Linked DNA regions of Homo sapiens: region 2 is linked to region 1. A link is a loop called in an ENCODE intact Hi-C map of the cell type or tissue named here. Cell type or tissue: heart right ventricle. All regions are shown on one strand. Each heading gives the region's core, and the rest is flanking DNA. Links, peaks and the distances in the headings are about the cores only. Region 1 overlaps MAPK10 (mitogen-activated protein kinase 10). Region 2 overlaps ARHGAP24 (Rho GTPase activating protein 24).

The links. A loop is a pair of places that touch in the nucleus more often than their neighbours do. Peaks named below come from ENCODE experiments on the same cell type or tissue, not always from the same donor. Only the 100,000 strongest peaks of a DNase experiment are listed, where the experiment ranks them.
Region 2: a loop joins it to region 1, with 12 times the contacts of the local background. A loop is called at or near these places in 43 of 110 quality-filtered maps.

What each region holds. Positions count from the first base shown.
Region 1 is chr4:86,040,486-86,048,831 of GRCh38, reverse strand. The region is part of intron 11 of MAPK10 (mitogen-activated protein kinase 10); the gene reads left to right. Among named protein-coding and RNA genes, the nearest start is that of MAPK10-AS1, 75 kb to the left of the region's middle. In heart right ventricle, for the core only: a CTCF peak has its summit at 4,633 (motif pointing right); no DNase peak of the experiment used is centred there.
Region 2 is chr4:85,793,904-85,802,249 of GRCh38, reverse strand. The region is part of intron 3 of ARHGAP24 (Rho GTPase activating protein 24); the gene reads right to left. Among named protein-coding and RNA genes, the nearest start is that of MIR4451, 76 kb to the right of the region's middle. In heart right ventricle, for the core only: a CTCF peak has its summit at 5,178 (motif pointing right); a DNase peak (open chromatin) is centred at 5,329; H3K4me3 peaks cover 910 bases; H3K27ac peaks cover 647 bases.

The DNA.
Region 1 (8,346 bases), core at 32-8,031:
TGGAATTAAAAAAATTATTACATTTCAACCTAAAATATAATATTATCCCTCTAACATTAGTGAAGTATACTCAAATCAATTTTCCTTAATAATGTTTCTAATTCTGTAGCTATGTTTCTTCATTCACTGTGGATTTGTATCCTGGGGCTATTCATTGATGCTAACTGGAAGAGTGTGGTTTTCTGTGGTCTCCAGGATGACTCCTTATTGATTCATGTTACTTATGTAGGAGGGCTGAAGATCCTCTTTCCCTTGTTCATTTGCTTTTGTTTTGTGACTGTAGGGCAAAAGTGCAAATGACATGTGGCTTTAATAGACTAACTCAGCAATATCTGTGTTCGATGTGTTTTTCACCTAGAGCTATTTTCTAGTTCATTTTTAGCTCATATTTGTCCTACAGAATATCCTTGGGGCTAATGTGATCTTTTACCTATGAAAAGAAAGGCTTGCAACAAAAGCTACTGCTTCTCAGAATTTTAAGTTAACTCATTTTCTTTAGAACCTTCCATATGCCATTATCATATTGTGCATTATGCTGCAGTGATTCATTTTTATGTCTATCTTCCACAACTCTACTGCTGTAAAGTTCCTTGGGAGCAGAAATTCAGTTTTATCTACCGAGTGCAGAGAAAACAGTGAGAGTAATGGCAGGTGCATAGTGTATGGTCAGTAAATGCCCTTTGAATTGAACTCAGCTGTACTCTGCTGAGCACTTCTCTAGTGTTTATAAAACCCTTTCTGATATCCAATCTTATTTAAGCCTCATAAAAACTCTAGAAAATGATGACTATCCTCAACAACTCTTAACTGAACTTACTTTCTAAATATACCTTGACTCAGATCACTTCTCATCCTTTCATCTATGCAAACATCATTTCTACCCTGGACCATGTAATATTCTGGGACTTATCTCTCAGCACCACTCTTGTCCCTTGTGGTCCATTCTGCAGAATGCCTAGAATTTTCCTTTTAAAATGTAAAACACGTTACATTCACATAATTCCTCAGCTAACACCTTCCCATCTTCCAATGGCTTCTTATCATATTTATAACAAAACTCAAAGTACTTATCATGGCTTGCAAGGCCCTACCACAGTGTTGTTTCAAATTTTATCATAACCCATAGTAAGAAGGGTGTTTTACATTGCAACCCAGCATGCGTGTACAAGTGCACGTGCGTGCACACACACACGTACACACACACAAAAGAAAAACCATACACTGATATTTTCTATCTCATTTTACTCTTCTTAGTTACACTAAAAGGTGCTAGTGATGACACCAATTTGTTTTCATGACTGCAGTTTGGAAAACATGGCTCTACTTAGTCTGGCTCCTGCCTACTTTTCTGATATCACCTTTAGGCTTCCCTTTTCCACTCTGCACCAGTATATGGCATCCTTGCGGTTTCCTTACCACACCAAGCAAGCTCCCCCTTTAGGGTCTTTGCATTGTATTTCCTTCTGCCTGGGACATTCTTCCTCCAGATATTCACATTGCTCCCTCCTTTACTTCATTCAAATCTCTGCTCAAATGTTACCTTCTCAAAGAAGCCTTTTATGACCATCCTTTCTAAAATAGTACTCTTCGGCCGCCCCCTTGCCCGTCATGTAACACACATTCGTGTGTAACCTGGCACTAAAACATAAGTAGATGACCTGCTTCTGGGTCAGGGTTTCATATGTAGCAGAGGGGATCCTTGCTGTGATCTATTGAAAGTCAGCCCTTGGTACAAGTGTTTGTAAAAATAATACTAATAATAGTTTAAAAAGTAAAACAAAAACAAAAAGAAAAAAACTAAAAAGAAAAAATAGAATAGTACTCTGTTACACTCTAGCCTCTTAATCTTTTTTCTCTATGTGTCACTGTTTGACATTATATATCTCTTTTTATTATCTGTCTCATCAACTAGAATTTAAGATGCGTAAAAAGAGAGACAGTGACTCTTTGGGGCACTGCTGTATCCCAACTACCTAGAACACTGTCTGGCCCTTAGTAGTCATATAATCAATATTTGCTGAATGAATGTATCTGTGTTTAGAATTGAAGACACTAAAGCTCAGGATGTTAATGGATGTTAAGCACATTGCCCATGATTGTGTGGCTAATATGTGTATATCAAAAGCTGGAATCTACTTTTTAAAAATTATTTGAGTAATGTCAGACATGTCATAATTTATTTCATCTCTTTACCTGACCAATTTTTCCGAGTTAATATATCGTAGATTTTTGAATGCAAATAATTGTTCTTCATCAATGGTTCATACTTGTTGGATATCTACTATGTACTATATACTGTGCTTCCATTTCTTCTAGATTTTCAATTGTATATCTAGAAAACCCCATTGTCTCAGCCCAAAATCTCAAAATAATAACAGCTATTTATGACAAACCCATAGCAAATATCATACTGAATGGGCAGAAGCTGGAAACATTCCCTTTGAAAACCAGCACAAGACAAGGATGCCCTCTCTCACCACTCCTATTCAACATAGTATTGGAAGTTCTGGCCAGGGCAGTCAGGCAAGAGAAAGAAATAAAGCGTATTCAAATAGGAAGACAGGAAGTCAAATTGTCCCTGTTTGCAGATGACATGATTGCATATTTAGAAAACCCCATCATCTCAGTCCAAAATCTCCTTAAGCTGATAAGCAACTTCAGCAAAGTCTCAGGATACAAAATCAATGTACAAAAATCACAAGCATTCTTATACACGAATAACAGACAAATAGAGAGCAGTGGTTTGTAGTTCTCCTTGAAGAGGTCCTTCACATCCCTTGTAAGTTGGATTCCTAGGTCTTTTATTCTCAATTCTTTGTCCCATGGTCTAGTGAGAAGATAAATAAGTAAATGTTGATGATACGTATTCCAAATTTTAAGCTTATTGTACATTGGAAACACATAAAAATAACCCAGTAATGTGGGTTACAGAAGGCTGCTTGGAGTGATTAATTTTCAAACAGGAACATGAAGGGCTAAAAAAGAAATTATCCAAGTGAAGAAAGGCAAGCAGAAGAAAGGGTATATGCAAAAATCCCAGGGTCAAGAGAGGGTGGAGAGAATTGCAAAGCTTTAAGCTTTCTGAGTGACTTAATGGAGAAGGGTGAGAAATTATTTTGGGCTGGTAAGCAGGGACCAGATAAGGAAGGAGTTCCCAAGCATTGTCATGTACCATGCATGCTATCCTAGGGTGAAGGGAAGCCATTCACTAGGAAGTGGGGCAATAGCATTAGCAGATTTGAAGTTTCAAAGGGCCACTGTCTGCAGTGTGGGACTGGAGTTGAGAAAAGGGAGCTAGAAGGCAGGAGGATAGATCTGTAGTAATCTAAATCACTGTAGACATGGGCAGAATATTCAAGAGATGTTTAGAAGCTAATAATTGACATGAATTGTAAATAATTAAATTTGGAATTTAAGGGAGGTGGAATTCAAAGATGAGTAATATCATATGGTAGAGGGTTAATAAATATGTGTTAAATGAACGAATGAAGAAAGAAAGATTCCTGACCAAGGCACTGGGTGATTGGTGGTGCAATTACTGAAACTTTTCAGTTAAAGAACCATAGAAAATTTTAATTTCCAAGGAGCAGGAAAGAGAAATTTCATTTTCAAGACATGATTACACTTTTTGATGGTGTAGAGCTAATAAATAAATCTGAGAAAACTACAGAACAGAATGAAAAATAGAGAAAACTGAATTCAACTTCTTTGCCAAACCACTGGAGCATTATGTAATTAAGCTTTCTAATTACACTCAGTTCAGATCATAATTAAAATTTGCATTACTAGCTTTCAAAGGTTCCTCTGGTCACCTAATGCTATGATGTCTCTAAGCAACATTAGTGCTTTCCATTTATAACACATTATAATTCCATGCTTTTCGCATTGCAAGTACTTAAGAAAGTTTTGTTGAATTACCTGGTATGATATTTGTTGAACATTTGGAACTAGTTTCTCTTGAATAAAGCAGTAGATGAAAATCTTTCATTGCAAACTGAGTGACTTGCTCAAGGTCACTCATCTTACTAGTGCCAGAGTCAATGGTGCTTCAGTGCTCTTTCCATTGTTCCTTTCAGAAAACCTGTGACGCATTATGAGGCTCAGAGATTCTCCCTGCTCACTTTAGTCTACGGACTGCATTTGATTATGAGACACAAATCTTGTGTCCACTTTGATTACAATTCACAAATTTCTTTGTCCTGTTCTTTAAAATCATAGTATATGATATATCTGTCCAGAAATCATTGTATTCTACCAAGAACTAGATGCCATTAAAGATTGAGAGAAAATCACCTACTTTCTCTAGAATGTTTTCTTTTGCGTCTATACAAATGAAACATAACTAGGCAAATGACAAGACTTGCTTCTCTACTGTATAAGTGGTTAGAGCAGAGGTCTTAATCTTTGCTGCATGTTAGAATCATTTGGGAAGTTTAAAAATATCCTGACACCAAGGCCTCACCCCAGAACAATTAAATCAGAATCTCTGAGGTGGGATCTAGGCAGCAGTATTTTTAAAACTCCCAGATGATTTCAATGTGCAGCCGTAGCTGAACCATAAACTAGAGCAATTTAATTGAAAATGATAAATATGCACACAAAGCACCTCTTAATGTTTTCATTTTTTCTTGCCACAAGGTGGCAGCATCACAATATATTGCACATTCTCGCCCCTCTGAGTGGACGTGGAAATTTGTATCTAGAATCCTGATTAACAGCATTTCAAGAGCCCCGTCAGCTAGAGATAAAGTCGCCTTTTTCCCTGCTGTTCTCTGTTGCTTTGTTTGCCTAATAAAACGTTAAAATATATTTCAATAGGTTGAATTAGTAGGAACTATAAGCCTGGGGTGGAAAAATGCAAAGAACACAGACATTGTATTCAGTTAGATTTGGGTTTAAATATGGCCTCTGCTACTAACTCATAGATTTTTAAATCTTTGTGTGCCTCAGTTGCATACTTGGAATAGGAGGTTTGTCACAAAGACTAAATGAGATAATATATGAAAATCCACTTTCTACGAATGGTAGTAGAATGATGAAGATGTTGAGAAGAAAACATGATAATGCTGTGATGGAGTCATTTACACAAGATCCAGGAAAACCCAGGACACTGTACTCTTTTATTTATAGCCTTTGTTTTCTGCATGTGGGTCTCTTCCTTCTCTGTGTGTGTCCTATGTTTCAGTTTCCAGTGGCAATTACTTCTTACAAATAAACATGTTCTAGTCTCTTTCATTTCAAAGAACAAAGAATCAAAGCAAACCTTTATTTTTAACTACACTTCTACCTTTAGCAATGGAAGTATGACTTATAGCTTTATAGCCAAGTCTCTATAAAACATTAGTCCTTGTTTACTCACAATTACTCCAGTTCACTTTTTAAACATTGACACTGCTTTCTCTAAATTCACCAGTGGCCTCTTAGGTGCCAAGTCCAAAAAAATGGGTATCTCATGTATTTGCCCATTTGAATAAGCTGACAACACCTTCCTTTCTGCACCCCTGCATGTTAATTTCTGTGGTGGCAGCACACCTGTTCTCCTGCAGCCTCCATTGCTCAATGTGGGTTGTTCTCTCTTCCCTTAGAATTGTGCATCTCAGAAATTTTTTCTTTATAGCCCTTATTTCTTTTCTCTCTGGGAGTCTTATCTTCCACCACAGCCTTAATTTTAATTATCATAAATGGCTCAATTCTACACATCGTCCCATAGAGCTGGCCTGAGTTCCAGATGTATAAATCTAACAGTCACTGGAATTGAAATTGGCATTGCAAAATCAACATATTAAATATTAAACTGGCCATATCTCCTCTCTACACCAAATCTATGCTTCCTCCTTCCAATTCATGGCACTACTTTCTATCCAGGTTTTCATCTGGATAATGAGATACCTTGGAGTCTTTTCTTTCTATTCCCTCAGCCCCCTTCACATCCAAGGTGACTGGAAAATTTAATCAATTTGCATTCAAGGTAATTATTAATAGGTAAGGACTTAATACTGCCATTTAGCTCATTGTTTTCTGGTTGTTTTGTAGGTTCTTTGTTCATTTCTTCCCCTCTTTTTTTGTCTTTTTTTTCTGATAAAATAATTTTCTCTGGTGGTATGCTTTGATTCCCTACTTTGTATCTTTTTTGTCTCTACCATAAATTTTTACTTTGTGGTTACCATGAGAATTACAAAAACATCTTATAGTTATAACAAGCTACTTTAAGCTGATAACAACTTTTTGCTTGCATTTTTAAAAAACTATACTTTTACTCCACCATTCCTCCCACATTTAAAATTTTTGATGTCACAATTAACATATTTTTATATTGTGTATCCCTTAACACTTTTTTTTAAAATTTTACTTTAAGTTCTGGGATACATGTGCAGAACGTGCAGGTTTGTTACATAGGTAAATATGTGCCATGGTGGTTTGCTGCACCTATCAACCCAGCTTCTAGGTTTTAAGCCCAGCATGCATTAGGTATGGTCCTAATGCTCTCCCTTCCCTTGCCCCCAACCCTCTGACAGGTCCTGGTGTGTGATGTTCTCCTCCCTGTGTCCATGTGTTCTCATTGTTCAACTCTCACTTATGAGTGAGAACACGCAGTGTTTGGTTTTTTGTTCCTGTGCTAGTTGTTAGTTTGCTGAGGATGATGGCTTCTAGCTTCATCCATATCCCTGCAAAGGACATGAACTCATTCTTTTTTATTGCTGCATAGTATTCCAAGGTGTATATGTGCCACATTTTCTTTATCCAGTCTATCATTGATGGGCATTTGGGTTGGTTCCAAGTATTTGCTATTGTATATAGTGCTGCAATAAACATATGTGTGCATGTGTCTTTAGAACAGAATAATTTAGAATCCTTCGGATATATACCCAGTAATGGGATTGCCGGGTCAAATGGTATTTCTGGTTCTAGATCTTTGAGGAATCACTACATTGTCTTCCACAATTGCTGAACTAATTTACACTCCCAGCAACAGTGTAAAAGCGTTCCTGTTTCTCCACAGCCTCGCCAGCATCTGTTGTTTCCTTTTTAATAATCACCATTGTAACTGGCATGAGATGGTATCTCACTGTGGTTTTGATTTGCACTTCTCCAATGACCAGTGATGATGAGCTTTTTTTCACATGTTTGTTGGCCACATAAATGTCTTCTTTTGAGAAGTGTCTGTTCATGTCCTTCGCCCACTTTTTGATGGGGTTGTTTGTTTTTTTCTTGTAAATTTGGTAGATTCTGGATATTAGACCTTTGTCAAATGAGTAGATTGCAAAAATTTTCTCCCTTTCTGTAGGTTGCCTGTTCAGTCTGATGATAGTTTCTTTTGCTGTGCAGAAGCTCTTTAGTTTAATTAGATCCCAATTGTCAATTTTTCTTTTGTTGCAATTGCTTTTGGTGTTTTAGTAATGAGGTCTTTGCCCATGCCTATGTCCTGAATGGTATTGCCTAGGTTTTCTTCTAGGGTTTTTATGGTTTTGGGTTTTACATTTAAGTCTTTAATCGATCTTGAGTTAATTTTTGTATAAGGTGTAAGGAACGAGTCTGGTTTCAGTTTTCTGCATATGGCTAGGCAGTTTTCCCAGCATCATTTATTAAATAGGGAATCTTTTCCCCATTGCTTGTTTTTGTCAGGTTTGTCGAAGATCAGGTGGTTGTAGATGCCTTAACACATTATTGTAGCTATTGTTATTCTTAGTAGTTTTTTTCTTTTCACCTTCATGGTAAAGATATAGGTGAATTACATACCACCATTACAGTATTAGGGTGTTGTGAGTTTGACTGTGTACTTATCTTTGTAAGTGAGTTTTACACTTTCACATGTTTTTGTGTCACTAATTAGAATGCTTTTCTTTTAGCCTGAAGAACTCTCTTAAGCATCTTCTTGTGAGACAGGTCTGGTGGTGAACTCCCTCAACTTTTGTTGTGGAAAGACTTTATCTCTCCTTTTCTGAAGGACAACTTTGTGGGGTACAGTATTCCTAATTGATAGTTTTTTTATTTTATTTTAACATTTTGATTATGTTGTCCCATACACTCCTGGCCTGTAAGGTTTCTGCCGAAAAATCTGCTAGCTTGATAGGAACATTCCCTTAAATGTTATTTGCTTCTTTTCTCTTGGTGCCTTTAGGATCCTTTCTTTGTCTTTGATTTTTGTTGATTTCATTATGATATATCTTGGTGTAATCTTGTTTGAATTGAATCTGATTAGAGAACTTTAACTTTCCTCTACGTGAATATGTCTTTCCCAAGATATGAAAACATTTCTGTTATTATTTCCTTAAACATACTTCCTACCCCTTTGTCTTTCTCTTCTTGAACTAAAAAATGTGCTCTTTTGATGCTCTCCCATAAATC
Region 2 (8,346 bases), core at 250-8,249, 250 kb after region 1:
GTAAACTTTGGAGTTGGATACGAGATTATGAGAGGTAAAGTCGTTTGGTTAGCGCTACATAGCAACTGGTGGTCATATTGGGAAATCAAGAAGCCAGTGCTATTAATTCTTATCCAAACATTATCCATGAAGGGGCCCTAGTTAATGAATTTTATTGATTTCCATCTTCTGTGACATTCACTTCATTATAAAATAGCTTAGTTGAATTATTAAAAACTTGTTACATACACGGCACATTCTTCAGAGTCCAGGTTCACCAAGTCATCTTTCAAATGTCATTTGGCTTTGTATGTATCTTAATTTCATGGAGAAATACCATTTTATTGATGAAAGTAATCCAGCCCAAATAAAAATGGTGCTAGAGCTGTGGTCTTCTCCATCATTCTCTTGAGCTTGAATAATGTAAATACACCTATCATACATGGATGCATTAATAATGGGTTCACCATGTCTGGCTAACATATTGCCAGGGAAGGAATGCCTGCCTGAGATGGCCGGCTCACTTCCCAAGGGGGATCACAAGCCGTGTTTTGTTGGAATAAGTAGCTGCTGCCTACACAAGCACATGGTTTGATCTACAGGGAACAGTTATATAATTTTCATATGATTTCTAAAGTACAGAGAAATGTAACAGTCTCAGCAATCCACTTCAGTTACTCCTATTTTACTTAGGGAATCTCATAAGACACCATCTATACATATGCCCAAGGGATGACACTGTAAATATACATATTTCAATTTTTACTTGGAAAGAAAATTCCTGTAGCAGAGCAACTGACCAACCATATGGAAGAGAAGCCTTATATCATATTACAAGTATATGAAAAATGTTATATAATATTTAAGTAAGTACAGCAAGACTTGATAACTTTTCCCAGGCTTTTACCTAATTTAGACTTAGACCACACTTGAAATATAGTTATCAATATTTTTCATTTAATATTTCCTAATCATACAACATAAAGCACTATTTGTAGGGCACAGACCCTTCTACTAATCTGGTGGGCATTATAATAGGAGAATCTGAGTAAAAAGTAGGATATAGGTTTAGCAAATTTATCACCTAATTATACTGTTATTTTTAATGCACTTTAAAATTGCTATACTTGAACAAAAAAAGGATAAAAAATATAAAACTATAGATAGTTTAAAATGACTATTAATAACTGAGACATAACCATCCATAGTTCACATTTGAGGCATATGTTGTGTTCATCTTAGAGCCGTACCAAGCTTTGTGTTTTTATGTATTTAACTAAAAACGTTTTGTGTTTTTATGTATTTAACTTAAAAAAGGACGCTTTAATTTGAATGATTTCTTAATATGAATGATCTTTTTCTCCTATTGAGAACTTTCAACTGAAAATAGTATGCAAGCTGCATATATTTATCTTATGAATATCTAGGAAATAAACTACTTGTGCTAAAATGTTCTTGAATAATATATAAGGCAAACATTAACATTTTTAAAATTCCCAGCATTTAGCAGAGGGCCACATGGTTATAAGCATTGTTTCAATGTAGACTGTTTCAGTTGCTATGCAGCAGAAATTGTTCCAGCCTTTTGATATGGCTTAATGAAATAAGATTTGTATTCTAATAATTAAGTTTTATTCAGAAGTTTCTTTGAGCATATTTTCCTCCTCCTCTTTTTTCTTCTTTCTCTTCCTCCTTTCCTTCTCTCCCTTTTCTTCTTCCTCTTCCTTCCCTTCCCCCTCTCTCCTCTTCTTCCTCCTTTTCCTCCTCCTGTTCTTCTTCTTAATTCCTACCTTATGTCCAGCAATGGTTTAAGATTTTGCTATTTTACCATTTGGGCCCTATTTCATTCAGCCTGGGACCTATTTTCTGCTTTGCTCTATCTGAGCAATTCTACTCTCTGGTACAAGAGCAAAGAGCTGGAGGAAACTCAGTCACCAATCATCAGCACAGTGATTCTCAAGCCCGATTCATTGTCACAATAACCTGGGAAACATTTTTCTCTTTAAGCTTTACAAATTTTGAAATAATTTTAGACTTAGAGAAGAGTTGCAAAGGTAATATAATAGAGTTCCTGTATACTCTTCACCCAGCTTTATCTTGTGTTAATATCTCACATATCCTTGATACAATTATCCAAATTAAGCAATTAATTTTGGTACAGTATTATAAACTACACTACAGAGATTACTTTGCTTTCACCAGCTTTTTACTTGTCATGTTCCTGGATCCAATTGAAGATCTCATGCTGCATTTAGTTTTTATGTCTCTTTAGTCTTCTCCAATCTGTGACAATTCCTGTCTTTGCCATTTATGACTTTGACATTTTTGAAGATGACTAGTCTGTGATTTTGTAGACTGCCCCTGAATTTGAGTTTGTCTGATGTTTTCTCATCATCAGATTGAGGTTACACATTATTAGAAATGATGACACAGAGAGGATGTGACCTCTCAGTAGGTCACTCAAGAGGCACGTGATATCAGTATATTACCAGTAGTATTAACTTTGATCACTTGGCTAAGTGATGCTGCCAGGATTCTGCATTAAAAGCTGCATCTTTCTCTTTATAGTTATTAAATATTTGAAAAGAGATACTTGGAGTCTATGCAAATTTACTGGTTCCACTTCAAATTATGCCCACCAATTTTAGCATTCATAGATAGATTTTCCTGTAGCAATTATTATTTTTAGAGTGATTTCTATATTCCTTATTCTTTGGATATTTGTGATTTGGAATTTTCTATAAGAAAGAATATTCACTTCTACCTCATTTAAAATTTTTCAGTAATTTATTTCTATTAGTATAGACTCATGTAATTTTATCATAGTCCTTGGGTTATAATCTGATACTATCTTTCTTTCCTTGCTCAAATTATTCCCACTTTGAACATTAGAAGCTCTTTCAAGTTGGTTAGTGGGCCCTTTCAATATGCCACTGTTTTTGTTTTTTGTTTTTTTTTCTTAGCAAATCCTTAAAATCTGGTACACAAGGTGTCCCAGATTCTCTGCACCTGCCCTGGAATCAATGAACTCTCCAAGGCATTCTAGTTATTGTTTTTTGAAAGATGATGTTTAGAAACCAAAATCTGGACATTAAGTGTGCTCACTGTTACTGGGGCCTCACACTTTGCAGCCTCTCTCAGTGTATACAGCTAGGAAATATATGCATGTTATGCTAATTCATGTGCACACATACAATTCTCAGCATATATTTTAAAAAATTATTCCATGTTAATATCTCTGACTTCAGTACCATAGGGTGGTTCATACTAATTTTCTAATTTTCTGTCCTCTTTATTTGCATGCATTTTTGTAATTGTTTTCTTTGCTTTTAAAGCCTAATATTATTAAAATATCTTTCATTTTTAGAATAGTGTAAGCACCCATTTTATTTCTTCTATATCCAAGCTAATTATTAATACTTTTTTGTTTGCTATGAAAAAATCAAAAAATTAAAAAGAACTTTGTTTCCCGATTCTTACCAGAAAATCTCCCTCAATTTGCTACAATTTTTAACTATCATTTTTGCCAACTTTATTTTGAAATAATTTTACCCTCATTTAGAAGTTGCAAAAATAGTACAAAAATTTATTCTGTAACTTCGGTAGCTTCCCCTACAGATAACATCTTTGGAAACTATAGTAAAATGAGCAAAACCAGTATTACATAATTCACACTTGCACAATACTATTAACTAAACTCAGACCTTATTGGAGTTTTGCAAGTTTTTACATGCACTCATGTTTTTTGCATTGTGGGGAGGTGTACAGTCCTGTGGAATTTTGTCATACATATTGATTTGTGAAACCACTATGGTAATCAGGACACACAACTGTCTGATCACTCCAAAAAGCTCCTTCTTGCTCCTTTATAGTCACACTCTCTCCCCAGTCCCAACTCTTGGCACTCACAGATTAGTTCTCCATCACTATAATTCTGCCATTTCTAAGAATTTTATATGAAATGTAATCATTCTGTAGGTTGCCATTTGAGATATGCTTTTCACTGAGCATAATGCCTTGGGTTCCATCCAAATTGTTGAGTTATATCAGATGACACAGGCATACCACTATTGCTCGGGGAATATGTTTAGTTAAGTAGATGGGGCCCCTCATCATTAAAAAAGAAGTTATATCTTGCAACTTTTTGATTCAGTTTTAACAGAAATTCTAGGTTTGAAACCACAAACATTGAATTTCCTTTTTTAGTAGTAAACTCAAGGGATTTGACTAAGCTGGATGACTTTAATTTCCTTTTATGATCTAGAACCTTGTAAAATGATTTTAAAAATAAAGCCCAACAGGATATAAGGCATTTAAGGCATGCAGTAAATTCTGTAGTTTTGCTCTTCAGATATTGTGTCTCTATTTATTCAAGGTTGTTTTGCCCCCCTCCTTTCCCCTCCGAAATAATTACTTTAGTCTGATAATGGCATTCTGAGGAGGGCAGGGTTGGGAAAGCATAATATCTAATGAGGTCAAAAATAATAACACATCTTCTGGCTTTGGGGATGCCATGTGGCACAATTCAGGCTAATTAGAGTCAACATACTAACTTCTGGGATTTTTGTGACAATTGACAAGAAGAGAAATTTTGTTCTGCTGAATTCTTCATACCATAATATGGAGGCAGCCAGCCTAGAATGAAACTACCCAGAAGAAAGCAATGCTGAGAAATGGAGAAAAAGCAAATCCTGCTAACATCATTTGAATATTTAGATCAGTCCACCTTAGCTATAAATTAATCCTTTTGCCTGCTCTGTGAAAATGGATATGTCCCTTTAAAAATGTTTCCTTTGCCGGCCGGGCGCAGTGGCTCACGCCTGTAATCCCAGCACTTTGGGAGGCCGAGGCGGGTGGATCACAAGGTCAGGAGATTGAGACCATCCTGGCTAACACGGTGAAATCCTGTCTCTACTAAAAATACAAAAAAATTAGCTGGGCGTGGTGGCGGGCGCCTGTAGTCCCAGCTGCTGGGGAGGCTGAGGCAGGAGAATGGCGTGAACCCGGGAGGCGGAGCTTGCAGTGAGCCGAGATTGCGCCACTGCACTCCAGCCTGGGCAACAGAGCAAGACTCATCTCAAAAAACAAAAACAAAAACAAAAAAAAAAACAAAAAAAATTTTTTTTCCTTTCCCAGCTGCTACCATGCTAAACTCTATCATCAGTAGAGGGCGATAGAGAGACACTGCAGAAGAAAATGGGATTTTGCTTCCTAGAGCCTGTATGCTGGCTCCGCAGGCTCCTGCAGCACAGGCAGCTTCTCCAGCACCCAGCCCCTCCAGTGTACACACCTTCCTCAGTGCCCAGCTTCTGCAGTCCCTCCTCACAAAGCAGTTTCGTAGCAGAGTCCTCTAGTGAGATACCTCCACATGAATTTTTCTGGCACTCTGGAGGGCTAATTTCAAGCATGAAATGAAGGAGGACTTGGCAGAAAATTCTATGGGCACAGCACCACCGTGAGGTCTAGTGAGTCAAGGCCATAGCGTCTCCAGAGAGCTCTGGATCTCAGCCTCGGGTATGAGCTTTTCCTTGGGTGCTCAATTCCCCCCGACAGAAGTAGTGGCTGCTCCTTAGATCTGCTATTCTTATATTCTTTAGAGTACTTTTTACTTATTAGCCAATCCCTGCATACTCTAATTCCCTGTAATAGTTAATCATTCTTTATATTAAACTGTCCCTGTTCAAATTACTATGCGGTTTCTCTCTCCTGATTGGACCCAGATTGATACGCCATGCCTGAAGGCTGATCTTCCCTTGGACTTCTCAATTTTATGTTCTAATAAATTCCATTTTTTTGCTGATGTTGGCTTGAGTTGAGTTTTTGTAACTAGAACTAGAAAAGTTCTGATACAACTGAGATGCATTAAATTAATAGGAAGGCTAATGTAGAGAAAATTATTTTAGAAAGCCCCATATTTTTTAAAGATAGACTTGATATTCAAACACTGTTAACAAAAATTCAAATTCTAGCAAACTTTTTTCTCAGCTACTTAGGAATAATATTATAATGATAACTTGGAATTTTCTCTAAATTGTATATATGTGTGTGTGAGTGTGTGTGTGTGTGTAGTAGGTATAAAACTAAACTGTGGGTAAATTTCACAACTCTGATACAAGAATGTATAGGTTGGTGCAAAAGTAATCACGGTTTTTACTATTACTTTTAATGGCAAAAACTGTGATAACTTTTGCACCAACCTAATATTATGAGGGACATGTTTCATGCAGCATACCTTCCCACATCCAGGGAACAGCCCTTCTTCCAGGGAATTCTGGGAACTCTGTGATGGTGAATCAATGCAATCAAACATTAAGCAGTTAATGCACCTATATTGATCCAGAGACTATCCAATATTAACATGTGTGAATGAGTCAAGTTGAGCATGTGTGAATGAGTGAGGGAAGATTTAATATATTAATAAGATACAAGTACAATAAGCTGTGTATCCTTAAGCAAAGAAATACTACAAGTTACTTTTAGTTTTGGCTTTGTGTTTTTATTATTTTGTGTTTGCTCTTAGCTTAATTTTTTTTTTACCATATTACATTAACTGAAAATATCTCCCCTATTTGAGGAAGAGACATAAATTGTGTGGTCATGTTAAAATTACAAAATAACAAAATCTGTAAGGTCTCTCAAAGATACTATCCAAGTGAGAAAATAACATACAAATAAAGAGTCTTGTTCCAGATTCTGATTGCCAAAATACAAGAAGGACCCCCATAATTTGGATATGAGTATTTAATAATTGTCACTTATCTACAAATTTCCAAATAATTAAAATGACAAGAAAAATATTCTAGGTAGAATTTGCCACTAAAGTCAGATCAATAATATTTTAAAACTTAAAGAACCATTGACAAAAACCCAAACAAGCAGGGTGTCAACTCTATTATGCTGGAATCTACAACCAATACACCATATTGCATTCCAGAGGGAGAAAAAGGAAGGGAATAGAAAATAGAGCCAACACAGAGAGAATGATGAAGAAAAGGCCATTAGATTATTACTGTATTTTCTTGCCTCAGGAATAACATTAATTCCTATGTATGAACTTTGTATAAATTTCTATATCCATGCACACATCAGTTCTGAGACTGATGCCAGTTTTGAAAGTGTTGAAGTAGGCAATACTGTAACATGGAATGGAAGAAGCATGGTGGTGAGAGGTAATATTCCTCTGTTTTCCTGGAGGGACTTCCTTGGCACTGGAGATTATCTACGAATTCCGAAAAGGATCTTTGCTGAGTAAACATTATTCCTTTTCCCCAGTCATTATACTTCTCAAGCTGTTGTTTAAGGGGGATAACCCAAGAGGTACAAGAGGGTGGACCTTTATTTCATCAGCTGCAGAACAATGTCACACCAACCAGTGCAGATGAAAAGAGAGTGCCTGCATGGCTGCAGGCTCAGTGTTACTCATTCAAAAGTCACATAATTGAAATTGTCTAAAATATGTTGAAGCTAATGTTTAAATAAAAGGATTTGCAGGTCGGGTGCAGTGGCTCTCCCCTGTAATCCTAGCACTTTGGGAGGCAGAGGTGGGCAGATCACGAGGTCAGGAGTTCAAGACCAGCCTGGCCAACATGGCGAAACCCTGTCTCTACTGAAAATACAAACATTAGCCAGGTGTGGTGGCGCATGCCTGTAATCCTGGCCACTCGGGAGGCTGAGGGAGGAGAATTTCTTGAACCCAGGAAGCGGAGGTTGCAGTGAGCCAAGATCATGCCACTGCACTCCAGCCTGGGGGTCAAGGTGAGACTCTGTCTCGAAAAAAAATAAAAAAGAATATGCAGTAACACTTTGAAGATGAAAGGATATTTAAAAAGCATTGTATACAATTATATTTGGGAAGTATTCTTTCTCCCTTTGTACACATCATTGATCATGTCACTGGCTTAATAATATTACAAAAAGTGTTCTGAAAACTTTAGAAAAATAATCTTCAGTGGCATATAACATCTCTGTTTCACTCTACCACTTTAGTATTTCAATGGAATTCAGATATCCTTTTGACAGATGTAAACTGCATTATAATGGCTTTACACAGCCCCCATTCGGCTGTTGGAAACTACTCTTACAAATAGCAGAAATGGTAATAGAAAATAGACCCTTCTGTTAAAAATAAAGATATAGTACAAAGAATTTTGTCCCTCAGAGTTCCAGAATATATAGTTTTATCCCTCTCTATGATATATTAATATATTTGGATTGTTTGATTAAGCCATTTCCTCTGAGCATGAGAAATACTGTTCCCAAAAGAAAATAGCAAGTTGTATGACAACTCTTCTTAGTCACTGCTTCATACTCTTAAATAAATCACAAAACTTTCTTCTCAGGTGATGCCTTAGTAAATTCTCTTAAAAA